Linked DNA regions of Homo sapiens: region 1 is linked to region 2. The links are chromatin loops, found by intact Hi-C in ENCODE. Cell type or tissue: B cell. All regions are shown on one strand. Links, peaks and the distances in the headings refer to the core of each region. The heading gives the core; the rest is flanking DNA. Region 1 overlaps LOC130890646 (a long non-coding RNA gene). Region 2 has its middle 160 kb from the start of BET1.

Region 1 (7,844 bases), core at 1,559-5,558, 110 kb before region 2:
TATAGGACAACGGATTCTGAATTTCTAAAAACTCAATTACATGGAAGCTTTTGGGAATAATGATCACCTAGGCTTATTTTGGTCTGTTAGTTTTTCTTTTGTAATAATCATTCTCTGTGATGACTGAAGTCAGTTGACTGTTCTCAAATAAGATTTTAATTAAATTGATAAATCCACAGGAAAATCTATGAAATGTTTATAAAGTTGCCCCTGAAATTTTTTTCTTTCAAAACTCTGGAAATTAATGGTAATTAAAAAAATAGCTATCAAAATTTGACTTGTGTTGCTCAAAGACCATGTGAGGAAATTTATGGTTTCAGACATAATGAATAGCTAGTATTGTACTTACTTTCCCACCTTAAACTTTAAAACCTGCAGAAAACATATAAAATAACTATTTGCAGTTATGAGACTGGAGCCCAGGCAGAGCTACAATCCTTAAGAGAAAGGGGGCACTGAAGGTAACCCTCACATTCACTAAGGTTTTTTTGTTTTTTTTGTTGTCGTTGTTTTTTGTTTTCTGGAAACAATTTCTGGACTGTGGTGCAGGAAAATGGAACCCATGCAGACAGTGATAGATAAAAATGCCATGACCTTTTTGTAATTTTGACACACATTTTTATAAAACGATATGCTCTTCATTAAAAAAATAAAGTTTTACTTGGAAATTGAGGCCTGACAACTCACAAGCAAACTAAAACATTTGCTTTTTCTCTGTTGGAATAATATCTTACTACATGTTTTAGAAGAAAAAAAATCTTTTCCTCTTCCACTTTTTTACCTTTGACTTCAGGAATTCTAATGCTAATTTCCAGGTGGATACATTGTAGTATATACCTTTTATTGTCTAATAAAATCAAACTTTTCCTAATTTCGGTCTCCAAGGAGAATGTATTGCTTTGGGCTTCAAATCAAGTTAACTGAAGGGGCAATATCTGAGAGCAATAGCAGACAAAGTACCTTCAAAGATAGCCGAATGAACTAACCAGTTGAATCGGATGCTGAGCATGTTGACCAAAGTGAAGACTTTAGGTTGACGCAACTGAGGTGGCATTGTTTTTCTCTTTACTCATTGGCTCAAAGTTTCAGCTCCAATTTGAGATCACTTTTAGATTGGGATTGTAAATTTTCACTACATATTAAAATGTAGTCAATCAGCAGCACAAGATGCAAGCTTCACCCCTGGGTGACACACATCCCTAATCTACTAGAGGTCATCAATGCCAAGGGGCAGCCATGGTTCATCTTCTGGGCTGCCATCTTACTTGAAGTTTGGAAGAAATAATGATTCCTTTTAGCTTCCATCCCACACAGACATACTGTGAAAATGCAAAAGGATACATGAACTTAAAGATAAAATCAGAAACTTAAGAAAGGGAGCCCCTTTGGTGCATATTTCTGACAGCCCACGGGGTCTGTGTTTATTCTTCCCTGACACTGGAGAGAAATAGTTTGAGAAGGAAGCGCACATGCTGTCACATCAGCCTGGGATTCAAACTCATCTCAGCCTCTCATTGACAGTGTCACTTGGGAGAAGTGGCCTAAACTCTCTGAGATTTACTCATATTTAAAAGGAGGAAACCAATATTTACCTCAAATATTGCCATAAATTAAAAAAGTGTGGTGGCAAAAACCTTCCTCTCCATGCCTGACTAGATGGTACCCTCTCTTCATTGTTCCTATCACCTAAAATTCTGTCATAATCACTTAGATATAAGTTTAAAAAAGGAGGGGGAATGGGAGATATGCTCTCAGGTTTGCTGCTCAAGAGCTAACTTTTCCTCTAGTTCTTTCACAATGATGCTGTCATACAGGCTGGGAAGAAGTCTACACTGACAACGCAGAGTACATCTCATATGTGGCTCTTGCCTAATGTACCAGGCCTGGAAATTGCCTTAGATTGCTTCTGTTTTCTCTACTGGGTGAAGCTGAGTAAAAAGTATTAAATATAAGTGCTATCCCAAAGTGCTAACTTGAGTAACTCTACAAAGAGTAGGGCAGGAGGGTGCATGAGGGGTCCAGTCAGGGGCTCCCAGGCGTTGTGGTGGAGTAAAGCATTAAGGGACAAATAGGATGACTGCAGAAGAATCTCTGGAAATATGTGGAGACAGTTGGGGCCAGGGACTTCATTGCTGTCCTGTCATCTGTGTCTGTCTGGTATCTGAGGGTAACTGTAGTGTGGAAGTGAAACGGGACAAAATGGTGGTGACAGGGAAGTGATCTCCAGAGCAGTGGTAATGGAAACTTCTTCCACTCAGGCGCTTCATAGATAAGGGCTCTTTGCAGGCTGGGAGTTTGTAATGTGGGGACTACTTAAAGAGCAATTTTTCAATGATATTTAAATTATTTGCAATTAATTTAAATTATTTGTGCAAATATGAAATTTAAATTATTTGTGCAAATATGAAATTCTTCTATTAATGATTTTGTCCTGAGTGCCAAGGAAACCAAGAACACCAAAACAAGGCAAGACTCTAAAATTATCATTTATCTGTTCCTCATTCTTTCAGCAATATTTAACATGTCCCAGGCACTGAGAATATAAAATGAAAAGCCCAGTGTCTGCCCCCAGGAATATGTATTCTGCCTAAGACAGTATAAGACATAGTCATTCACTTTTTAAAAGCATGTATGAATATGCAATGTTTGTCTTTCTGTGCCTGGCTTATTTCACTTAACATAATGAGGACATAGAGAGTAGAAGGATGGTGAGCAGAGGCTAGGAAGGGTAGTGGAGGGCTGAGGGGAGAAGAGGGCATCATTAATGGGTACAATAAAATAGAGAGCAAGAATGAATAAGACATACTATTTGATCTCGCAACACGGTGACTATAGTCAATAATAATTGTACATTTTAAATAAATAAAAGAGTATAATTTGGATTGTTTGTAACACAAAGGATAAATGCTTGAGGGGGTGGATACCCCATTCTTCATGATGTGATTATTTCACCTCGAATGCCCCACAAATATATACACCTACTATGTACTCACAAAAAATTAAAAATAAGAATATGTGAAATTTATGTTCTAAGTATTCTTTCTCATTAATGTAAAAGCATATGTCACCCATTATTTTTCATCTTCTGATTTCTCAAAGCCCAAGGTCATCTCTGGCAGTATTTTTAAGAAATTAATAATAATAATAAATATTTGGCTCAATTCTAAACTTATAGAACCAGAATTTCCGCTTTTGAGGCCCAGAAAGTTGCTTTTTTAGCAGACTCCCAATGTGATCTTTTGTAATTAAAATTGAGAACTATAGCTGACTTTCTCTTTCTTAACATTGCCCCTTATCGTAAGATAGACACTGAGAACTTCAAAAGCGAAAACAGAAAAGATCACATCTGCCATGAAATTTCCAAATAGTCTTTCTTAAGTATGTGTTGATGCATAAACTGATTTGTTTTGACTGATTTTATCTGTGAGGCCAATCCACAAAACAGTCATGTCAATCAAAAAGTCATTTCCTTTTGTTTGCGTTTTAACATTCGCCAGCCTGGGGCTTGTCACAGACAAAGGTTACCTGATTACATTACCGTGGCAGGCAGGTGGGTGACTTCTGTAGGAGCCATACCAGAGACATCCATCAAAGGAGAACTTTTCAGTGGGCAGATCAGTACTTAATGAAAGTGCCAATGGCTTTCACAGACAAGTTTATCTGGACTCCTCTTAACTCTCTTGATAATAAACATCCCATCTTCTCTCAATAAATAGTCTTTCTTAATTTCTAAGTAGGCAAAGGTAATCAGGTCTAAGAGGACCAAGTATATTTTTTGAGGGGTGGGAAGGGAGAGGTACAGAAGCTTTGTTCCCTGGCATTTGAAAGGAGGAACAGGGAGGCTGGCAAGCACTGGGGTTTCCAATGTGGCTCCCAGAACCAGGCAGGTACAGATTCGACTCTCGCTTACCATGCCAGCTGGGGCATTCAGTGTAGCCAAGCCACAATTTCCTCATTCTGAAATTGAGGAAGTAAAAATAACTAACATTTACTGAGTGCCTGTCATGTGCCAGGTCCCCTCTCACTGAGTCCTCCCAATACCTCTGCAATGGAGAGGACAGTATGCCCGTTTAACAGGTGATGAAGTTGGGGGACAGAGAACTACTTCAGAGAGATTTTGACGGCACTAACTATGATAATGTTTGGAGTGCTTAACACAGACCTTAATATTTATAAATGCTGAAGACTCCTATTATGAATTTATTAAATTAGCCTTATTTTTCCTTTTTAAGCCCTTTCTGATAATCATTTCAAAATTCACAGCCCCTTTGGTGTGGGCCCTTGGGCCAGCTAATTCATTAAGATACATTGTCTGGGCACAGTGGCTCATGCCTGTAATCCCAGCACTTCGGGAGGCCAAGGCAGGCGGATCGTTTGAAGCCAGGAGTTCAAGATCAGCCTGGGCAACATGATGAAACACCATCTCTACTACAAATACAAAAATTAGCCAGGCATGGTGGCACACTCCTGTAATCCCAGCTACTCAGGAGGCTGAGGCATGAGAATTGCTTGAACCCGGGAGGGTGAGGTTGCAGTGAGCCAAGATCTTGCCATTGCCCTCCAGCCTGGACAACACAGTGAGACTCTATTTCAAAAAAAAAAAAAAAATGCATTGTCCAAATGCAGACTGGGCTCACTCTTCATACTTCAAAGGAAGAATGCATGGAGCTTCTAAAGTTAGTTCCAGGAGATAGAACCTATTATCTCCACAGTATATGACTCTCATTACACTGGGCAGGACCAGAAAGCACCACAACCAAGAAGAAGTTTTTTTCTGAAAACAGTACTAATCAGTCATTTTGACTACTTCCGAGGGACACATAGTGGGTGCTTTGGTTGGTTTTGAGGAGCTTTGGGTAACTGATCCAAATATGAGTTCCATTGGTTGGTTGCTCCCAGAGAGGTAGAGCAAGAAGCAGTGTGGCATAGGAAAAGAGCCAAAGCTCTTTCAGGTGCTTGGGAGAGGAAACAGAGCTGGAGCTGAATCCTGATCTCTTTCCCTCCACTTAAGAGTTGAGTGATCCTGGGAAAGCTACTTCAAGTGCTGAAGCTAGAAGTACCTCATAGGGTTATTTTGGAAAAGAAAACAAGAGGACCTATAGAAAGGTTCCAGCACACTGTCTGCCACACAACAGTTGCTCAGTAAATAAAAATTAATTATCATGATTAGTTTTATTATTAAGACTAGCTACCAATGATAACATTGTAAACACCCTAGATAGGATGGTGTAATCCTACGACTCAGTGGCCAGCATGGAGAGAGGTTATAAAAGTATGAACTCTGGTCAGGCTACTGTGTAAGTGAGTAGCATATAGAGCCAACTGGTTTGGGTGACCATAATCATTTATTTTTTCTTTCATTGAACCAAAAGTGTTGAGGCTTTGGGAAAGTACAAAGCAGGGGCTGCGTCTAAAGACAACCCTATTCCAGTTTTCTTTGAAAGTTTGGGCCCACAGATGTAGTTCCTATTAGGGGAGACTGTTTCTCTGGGCACCTACACAGAGAAAGAAATTCCTTCAGACTGAGAAGAGGATGGAAACTGTGGTCCCAAAAATACTGGAACCTGTTCTCAGCCTCCTGAAATCTCCTAAGTGTACTGGCAAGACCTCAACAAGCATGCCTGCCTGGTATTTCTAGAGGAGCCAGACTGTAGGAACAAAGGACCCTAATCTCAGCAATGGTATTGCATCCCAAGTCTGCCATGAAATAGTAAAATTGCGAGACCTAAATGAGCCCTGTTGGCTTACACAGTGGATTTCTCAGTGGTAACCAGTGTGAACTGAAAACCTAAGATGACTTGCTGATACCCCCAAGCTTTGTAGACTTAACTTTCCCCTACAATCAAGGACCCACTTAAAACAGTGGGGAGGGGAGGCTCCATGATAGCCAATGATTAGATTCCTTGCCAACTTGATGGGATGTGGAATGAACAAAAGATATATAATAATATTCTTTGCACACCGAAGTCTAGAGTAAGACTTATATTTGCAACATGTGTTAACCAGACAGTCATTGAAATTGCTTGTTGAAATTGGACATTTATGATAAATCAAAAGCTGCACTATTTGGGATTCCCTCTACCTTCCTGAGAAGCCCCACTGGGTCTCGTCTAATGGCAGGGAGTTATGTGCTTCAACCATAAATCTAAGAAATGGAACTCAGTTTGTATCTCTAGCACAGTGCTTCTCACACTTGAGCATGCATCAGAGTCACCTGGAGGCTTTGTTAAAGCACAGATTGCTGAGGTTTACTCCCAGCGTTTCTGGTCTAGTGAGTCTAGCGTTGCCAGAAAATTTGCATTTCTAATTAGTTTCCAGGTGATGCTGATGCTGTTGGTACAGGAATTCCACTTTGATAACAACAGCTGTAGAAGACAATTTTACAGAGACTTGGTATGAATTTTCATTCAATCTAATTTTTAGTGAAAATTTCTTACCCATGTGGCATGAATTTACATTCTTGTTTCAGAACTTTTTTCCCCTACACCCACCCTCCACATTCTCCTCTAAGCATAATTGTGCAAGTGGGTTTCAATAAAGTTCTCTTTTTAACACCCAATATTCACAATAGAAGTGGTGACATCACTAGATAACAATTTGGCACTTTTGTTTCACTTCTTAGTGCTACATGTTTTTTATTTGTGTTTTTCTATTTTTACTGTTAAAGAGAACACTGAACTTGTCTCTCTAGCAGCCGTAAGTATCACACAGTGAACTTGAGAGTTCTGCATTACTGATCAGGTTAAGAAAGCAGAGATTGGAATCTCTGAGATACATATTCCAATCATTTTATTTTCTTCAAATACAACCTACCCAAGTGTCTTATCTGAGTCGATTTTAGAAAGCTATTCTGTGTGACAAATTGTATCCAATTTCTTTCTTGTGCCTTGTAGATATTCTTTCATGGGCTGATAAACAGAGTATAAAATCTGTTACAGAAATTAAATAGTACCGTGGTTAAAAGCATGGGCTTTGCTGACAGAGATACCTCTGTTCAAATTTCAGCCCTGTCGCTTCATAAATTAAGGGTAATCTCAGACAAGTTAATTTTTCCTCTGTGAGTCTCAGTTTCTTCACCTGAATAACAGAGATAATGCCTTCCTTTAAGTTGTTGCAAGGGCTGATTTAGAAGACATGAGTAATAATAAGCATTATAAAAGAAGTGTTACTGTTTCTTAAAGATTATCTTTTTTCTAAAAGTTTTAGCACTCTCTGCAACCTCTTAATTTTTATAGTGGAAAATAAAAGGGTCCATGGAAAGTTAGAGAAAATTTACATGCACTCAGTATTAGGAGAAAGTGCTGTTATTGAAACAGGATTTTCACTTTTTATGATAAAGTAGGTGTGTTTGCTTAGTGTTTACTCTTATTTCAATGGTGTTTGTTTGAACCAGCATTAGCTAACAGAATTCACACAGTTCAAATAAATATCAGTGGACTGGAAAGGACTTTTCTCCAGCCAAGTAGGTCATGCTGGAATGCTAGGTTAACATCAATACACAAAAACCGATTTGGATAACAAATCTTGCTACTAACACAAAATATTCACGATATAAAAGTATTTGCAACTTAGATGAGGCAAACATGGAGATTATGTATGTATACACACACACACACACACACACACATACAAACACCATATATATTCACTATATTATAGTGAAATTATTTGTAACAATTTTTATCTGCTTTTATCTTTTAAATGCAGTTCATAATGTTATACATACCCTCAGATGTTAGTTTCATATTCACGTGAACCCAAATGAATTTGTTCAGATGGGGCATTGAAAACAAAAGGAAGCGATTCTGGTTAACTTAACATAAAACCAGGTGTGTGTATGTGTT
Region 2 (7,844 bases), core at 1,408-5,407:
AGTTTGCACATGTTAACTTTAAGGTATCCACTAGACATTCATATGTAGGTATTAAATAAACAGATGTTCAAAAATATTTCAGTAAAGAAGGCTAGGGCTAGAGATAGAAATTTGGAGGTGAAGCATGAAACTGATAACTAAAACTGTCACCTTTAGAAAGGGGTCCCAATCCAGATCCTAAGAGAAGGCTCTTGGATTTCATTCAAGAAAGAATTCAGGGTGAGCCCAAAGAGTAAAGTGAAAGCAAGTTTATTAAGAAAGTAAAGGAATGAAAGGGTGGCTACTCCATAGGCAGAGCAGACCCTCAGGCTGCTGACTATTTTTATGGTTATTTCTTGATCATATGCAAAACAAAATGTGGATGATTCATGAGTTTTCTGGGAAAGAGACAGGCAATTCCAAGAGCTGAGGGTTTCTCCCCTTTTTAGACTATATAGGATAACTTCCAGAAGTTGTCATTAAATCTGTAAACTGTCATGGCACTGGTAGGAATGTCTTTTAGCATGCTAATGATTTATAATTAGCATAGAATGAGCAGTGAGGATGACCAGACATCACTTTCGTCACCATCTTGGTTTTGGTGGATTTTGGCCGGCTTCTTTACCACATCCTGTTTTATCAGCAGGGGCTTTACAACCTGTATCTTGTGATACCAATCCTCCTGACCTATCTCATCCTGTGACTAAGAATGCCTAACTTCCTGGGGATGCAGCCCAGTAGGTCTCAGCCTTATTTTACCCAACCTCTATCCAAGATGGAGTCACTCTCGTTCGAATGTCTCTGACAAAACCATTGCGAAAGAATGAGATCACCCTGGGAGTAAGCCTAGAAAATAAAAGACAATCACATCAAAAAGCTTATCCACCATGATCAAGTGGGCTTCATCCCTGGGATGCAAGGCTGGTTCAATATATGCAAATCAATAAATGTAATCCAGCATATAAACAGAGCCAAAGACAAAAACCACATGATTATCTCAATAGATGCAGAAAAAGCCTTTGACAAAATTCAACAACCCTTCATGCTAAAAACTCTCGATAAATTAGGTATTGATGGGACGTATCTGAAAATAATAAGAGCTATCTATGACAAACCCAAAGCCAATATCATACTGAATGGGCAAAAACTGGAAGCATTCCCTTTGAAAACTGGCACAAGACAGGGATGCCCTCTCTCACCACTCCTATTCAACATAGTGTTGGAAGTTCTGGCAAGGGCAATTAGTCAGGAGAAGGAAATAAAGGGTATTCAATTAGGAAAAGAGGAAGTCAAATTGTCCCTGTTTGCAGACGACATGATTGTATATCTAGAAAACCCCATCGTCTCAGCCAAAAATCTCCTTAAGCTGATAAGCAACTTCAGCAAAGTCTCAGGATACAAAATCAATGTACAAAAATCACAAGCATTCTTTATACACCAACAACAGACAAACAGAGAGCCAAATCATGAGTGAACTCCCATTCACAATTGCTTCAAAGAGAATAAAATACCTAGGAATCCAACTTACAAGGGATGTGAAGGACCTCTTCAAGGAGAACTACAAACCACTGCTCAACGAAATAAAAGAGGATACAAACATATGGAAGAACATTCCATGCTCATGGGTAGGAAGAATCAATATTGTGAAAATGGCCATACTGCCCAAGGTAATTTACAGATTCAATGCCATCCCCATCAAGCTACCAATGCCTTTCTTCACAGAATTGGAAAAAACTACTTTCAAGTTCATATGGAATCAAAAAGGAGCCCGCATTGCCAAGTCAATCCTAAGCCAAAAGAACAAAGCTGGAGGCATCACACTACCTGACTTCAAACTATACTACAAGGCTACAGTAACCAAAACAGCATGGTACTGGTACCAAAACAGAGATATAGATCAATGGAACAGAACAGAGCCCTCAGAAATAACACCGCATATCTACAACTATCTGATCTTTGACAAACCTGAGAAAAACAAGCAATGGGGAAAGGATTCCCTATTTAATAAATGGTGCTGGGAAAACTGGCTAGCCATATGTAGAAAGCTGAAACTGGATCCCTTCCTTACACCTTACACAAAAATCAATTCAAGATGGATTAAAGACTTAAACATTAGACCTAACACCATAAAAACCCTAGAAGAAAACCTAGGCATTACCATTCAGGACATAGGCACAGGCAAGGACTTCATGTCTAAAACACCAAAAGCAATGGCAACAAAAGCCAAAATTGACAAATGGGATCTAATTAAACTAAAGAGCTTCTGCACAGCAAAAGAAACTACCATCAGAGTGAACAGGCAACCTACAAAATGGGAGAAAATTTTCGCAACCTACTCATCTGACAAAGGGCTAATATCCAGAAACTACAATGAACTCAAACAAATTTACAAGAAAAAAACAAAACAACTGCATCAAAAAGTGGGCGAAGGACATGAACAGACACTTCTCAAAAGAAGACATTTATGCAGCCAAAAAACACATGAAAAAATGCTCACCATCACTGGCCATCAGAGAAATGCAAATCAAAACCACAATGAGATACCATCTCACACCAGTTAGAATGGCAATCATTAAAAAGTCAGGAAACAACAGGTGCTGGAGAGGATGTGGAGAAATAGGAACACTTTTACACTGTTGGTGGGACTGTAAACTAGTTCAACCATTGTGGAAGTCAGTGTGGCAATTCCTCAGGGATCTAGAACTGGAAATACCATTTGACCCAGCCATCCCATTACTGGGTATATACCCAAAGGACTATAAATCATGCTGCTATAAAGACACATGCACACGTATGTTTATTGCGGCATTATTCACGATAGCAAAGACTTGGAACCAACCCAAATGTCCAACAATGATAGACTGGATTAAGAAAATGTGGCACATATACACCATGGAATACTATGCAGCCATAAAAAATGATGAGTTCATGTCCTTTGTAGGGACATGGATGAAATTGGAAATCATCATTCTCAGTAAACTATCGCAAGAACAAAAAACCAAACACCGCATATTCTCACTCATAGGTGGGAATTGAACAATGAGATCACATGGACACAGGAAGGGGAATATCACACACTGGGGACTGTTGTGGGGTGGGGGGAGGGGGGAGGGATAGCATTGGGAGATATACCTAATGCTAGATGACGAGTTAGTGGGTGCAACACACCAGCATGGCACATGTATACATATGTAACTAACCTGCACAATGTGCACATGTACCCTAAAACTTAAAGTATAATAATAATAAAAAAAAAAAAGACAATTGAGCCCTATGGTTCTCTAGCATTAAGGACCGGGAATAGGAGAAAAATCAAAATAGGAGACTGATAAGAAGCAGCAATTAAAGTAAGAATAAAAAAGATGGTGATGCCCTGCAGGATCAGTGCAAAGTTGTTTCAAAAAGGAGGCAAAGATCAATAGTGTCAAGTGACAGTGAAGAGCCAAATTAAATGAGGACTGAAAATTGACCACAATGTTTGATAACACAGAGGTCACTGGTGACTTGAAAGAGCAGTTTTAATGGAATGATGAGGACTGTAGTAGAATAGAGAATGTTAAATACGAAAATGGATATAGGCAGAAACATTGCTCTTTGAAGTTTTTTGTCATAAAGAGGAACAGAGAAATGTGGTGGCAGCTGAAGGCAAATCTACTGTCAAAAAACAGAAGTGTTTTTTTGTTTTGGTTTTGGTTTTGGTTTTTTATTTTGTTTTTAAGTGGAGCCGTTACAGCATTTGTGTATGCTGCATTGGGAGAGAAAAGTTGATTGTGCAGAGAAAGGGATAGCCATTTTAAGGGCAGAGCTCTCAAGCATGGTCCACGTGGAGGAATTAGCTTTAAATAAAAGCCAGGATTCATAGTGTATTATAAGACAGCAGTTATTGATAAGAACAAGAACAAGATCTTAATCATTAGCATGGGTGGCAACTGTAGTCCCCTTCAAAAGGAGAAAGGGAAACACTCACTCCCAGCTTTAAGTTTTGGCCCTGAAGATGTAGCTCCCACTTTAGAATGACAGCATGTTTTCTCCCTGAGATTATTACACTGTCAGAGGGGCTTGGTCCAGGTGCTTTGATTTCTTTTCCCCTCCAACTTTCAGAATCCAGCTATTATGTCAGATTCCTTTTTTCCTTGTTATAATTTTTTTCTTTGGGGTCCAGTTATTGAAATCATTCATGTTTTTCTTGTCAAAACATTATTTGACCCATGTAAATTAGTCTTTCCAAATACATAATGCAAGATATTACTAGTTTTATGTAAATATCAATTACAGCCCTGCTTGGAAAACCAATATGCTCATTCTATGAGGCAGTAAAAACAGTCAAAAACATGGAAGGCTTAGGATACAATAGGAAAGCCTCGTGGTCAACAATGGAATTTGTCCTCCTTGTGTAACCTTGCAGAACACTGATTGATGTGGCGATTACAAAGCTTTCATATCTTTTTTTTTTTTTTTTTTTGAGACAGTCTCGCTCTGTCTCCTAGGCTGGAGTGCAGTAACGTGGTCTCAGCTCACTGCAACCTCTGCCTCCCAAGTTCAAGCGATTCTCCTGCTTCAGCCTCCCGAGTAGCTGGGACTACAGGCACCCACCACCATGCCTGGCTAATTTTTGTATTTTTAGTAGAGATGGGGTTTCACCATATTGGCCAGGCTTGTCTCAAAATTCTGACCTTGTGAGCCACCCACCTAGGCCTCCCAAAGTGCTGGGATTACAGGCATGAGCCACCATACCCTTAATTTTTAAAGTATCCTCTTGCATATAGCAATATTCTGCTGTTTGACCAAGGGCTCAGTTTTGATGGGAAGTATATGGAATGGTGAGAAAACTGGAAATACCTTAATCAGATAGATAATCTTCTGAATAATGAGTGACAGAAGCTAAAACTCAATTACTGTCACAAGCAGGAGGCTAAATCCAATGGACAACCAATATGGGAAGGAAAGCAAAAGTTACAGAAAGGAAAGGTGTTTCAGCTCAAGTCTGCTAAGAATTTTTTGTCTCAGTCAGGACTGGGTTACAGGGACAAAGATTGATAATATATGATCTTGATTTATTGTCAGTATTGCTGGTAGAGTCTTATAAGGCCACTGAATAGGGATGTCAAGAAGACAAGCAAATTAGCAACTGATCCAAAGTAGAAATAAATTTTGATTATTGAAATATGTAATTGATATTAGGATGATTTTCAATATAATCCTCCATCATGAAATCAGTAATCAAATAAAATTGAAGTCACAGCTAAAAAGGTCAGAATTAACTAATTTTTTCTTTTTGAGGCAATAATCTTAGGCCTTTATAGTTCATAGAGACACCAGAATCTGGATATATACTTCAATAAATATCAATTTATGAGACATTTTGCCTAAGGGGAAAACAGGTACCTGCTGAAAGCGTATCTTTTTTTCTTTTCCTTTCACCAGGAACATTTCACCTAGCTTGAGAAAGAGAAGATCCAGAAGTCCACACTGCTTCTATAATGCACATGGTGACATTTAACTGTCAGCTATTATTTCTAAACTATTAACTTTTATGAAAGCTATTTAGATGATGATGTTGATGGCTAATAATACTGGCTTCAAAAATATCATTGGGTGAAGGACAGAATCCTCATGGCAGTTTCTGCAGTCTTTTCATTTTTTAAAAGAAAAAATTGCAGCAACAGTTTGGTGTTGTCTCATTTTCTCTCACTTAGAAGTATTCTTTTCTTTTTTCAAGATGAAACACCTTCAAGGATTGCCCCCTGAGGGTATTGTAAAAGGATTTGCAAACTTCAAATTAGACTGGTCGCTGCAGGTGGCTTCAGTGCCATGTCCTTGGTGACTTATACACAGTGTCCAGCACACAGTATGTACTCAAGAAGCAGATGCTGAATGAGTTATAGTAGTTGGAGCAGGAGTTTTATCTCAGTTGAGAGTTGATTGTTAGCAATGCATCTATTAGGAAGAAAAGGCCAAAAGTAAAATCAAACAGAATAGTCCTCTTATTGCATTAATTTTTTGGTTCTCCAGTTTCTTTCACAGTTTCTGCTTATAATGCTGCTCTGAACAAGTTCTAAAATCCCTAAGCCAAGCCAGTTATTAATTCCCTGAGAAAATTCAATTTTATTTTTTTTAAAAGCAAAAATTTCTCTAAATCTTATTAATGGTTTTTCACCTAACAAAGCTAACAATGTAAACTTGGGAATTTTAAAGGTATTAACTAGAGATACTTTTAAGAATACTTACGGATTTTATGAACCATAAAAAGGAATTGTTATACTCTAACATAATTTTTTGTTTATTTTTCAAATATCAGTCCATTAAGACACTTTATTTCTCTGACCTGATTTTCCCTGAGGCAACATATACATATATTTGTTTATGTAAAGGATCAATAGAAAAGTGATTCTCAGAAAGAAAATCATTAAATTATTCTGTAAGTAGACAGGTCTCTGCACAATAATGAATGAAGTAATCTTATTTCTTATTAGTAGTTCCAGAGAAATAATTTTAATTTTTGAATGTATCTGTATCTCCAGGTCTAAGTTAAAATGCTCACCTTTCTGTTGAAATGCTCACCTCACTGTCTCTCAAAGCACAAAACAGAGTCTAGGTTTCTGTGCACGTTCACAAAGGAGCCCTAGAATATTCATTCAGGAGAGCAAATTTCTCTGCCCCTGCAAGAATAACAAACCCAAACTTCCAGAAGGGGTCAAGTCCAGAGGGCTGCACAAAGGCAACAAAACCATCCTTAATACTTTCTGTGTAATACAGAGCCAACTTCAAGGCTTTGCCAATCAGCAGTCAGAAGTCAGCCAGAAATAACCAATCTCCATCATAAAAATAAGGTCCGCCAGAGGCTGACTGAGTGGCCTCTGTTTAACCAGGGCATCATTTTTCTTCTTCTTCTTTTTTTTTTTTTTTAATCAATCTTTAACAGTAATTCAAAATTTGAAGAAATACTGCCTAGCACTCTTATAGCAACTTTAAATTTTTAAAACATATTTTGATACTTATCATCTAAATGTTGTCTTAAAAACATCTGTAAGAGATATTTTGTATATGAGGTTACTGATACAGAGAATAATGAAATTATGGTTCTAAAATCCCATAGAAATTGAATGTCAGAGTCACATTCAAGTTTCACAATTCTCTGTGTATAGTTTAGTGCTGCCCTTTTGCAAGGAAGGAATTTAGAATTCTCGTCTCTGCCCTCATGACAGAGACATTTAGAAAACACAGACTCACTAATTATCTACATCCTAAAGCAAAATTTTAGTTAATCTTCACCATTTACTTTCATGAAGAAACTTAGTCGAGTTATTATGAAAATTATTTCAAAGAACAGAATCTGTTGGCAATGATGGACTCTAATGAGCAAATATTAAGCTGCTACATTAGTTTCCCAAAATTAGTGCCCTTTATATTGCTTCCTTAAATGTAACCATTTCTGCCAGAATAATTAGATATTATTAGTCCTTGAAATCAAAAGCCATAGGGAACTAATTACATAAACTTGAATGAATATCTTAACTTTCTTGTGTGGCAGGCCATTGCCAGCCTTGTTTATAAAAAGCCCCTAAGTAAACATAAGTGTAAGACACCTGGACCCTACAGACACAAAGAAGGAAATGTGTAATGTGGCTGAGAATGGCCAGCCATCACAGAGCTCATTTCCTCTACCTTCTATGTTACTCACTAATGCTGCAGGTGGCTACATGACTTAATTCTAATCAATAGAATATAGAAACAGAAATGATAGGCACCAATTTCAGGCCTGTTTCACAAAAACTCCTCCAAGCCCTTTCCTCTTTGGCCAGCTTGATACAACAGGCATGGTGGCCTTGAAACCCATGTGCTGAAGATGACAGAGCCATAGAATA

What was found. Hi-C counts contacts between places; a loop is a spot of excess contacts. Peaks named below come from ENCODE experiments on the same cell type or tissue, not always from the same donor. Only the 100,000 strongest peaks of a DNase experiment are listed, where the experiment ranks them.
Region 1: it touches region 2 in a loop (9-fold over the local background); 3 of 110 quality-filtered maps call a loop at or near these places.

The regions. Positions count from the first base shown.
Region 1 is chr7:94,046,320-94,054,163 of GRCh38, forward strand. All of the region lies in intron 1 of LOC130890646 (a long non-coding RNA gene), which reads left to right. Among named protein-coding and RNA genes, the nearest start is that of BET1, 46 kb to the left of the region's middle. In B cell, for the core only: no CTCF peak of the experiment used is centred there; DNase peaks (open chromatin) are centred at 2,173 and 3,922; H3K4me3 peaks cover 1,282 bases; H3K27ac peaks cover 3,830 bases.
Region 2 is chr7:94,157,306-94,165,149 of GRCh38, forward strand. No RefSeq gene overlaps it. Among named protein-coding and RNA genes, the nearest start is that of BET1, 160 kb to the left of the region's middle. RefSeq lists an enhancer at 3,660-3,769. In B cell, for the core only: no CTCF peak of the experiment used is centred there; a DNase peak (open chromatin) is centred at 3,656; H3K4me3 peaks cover 1,164 bases; H3K27ac peaks cover 2,146 bases.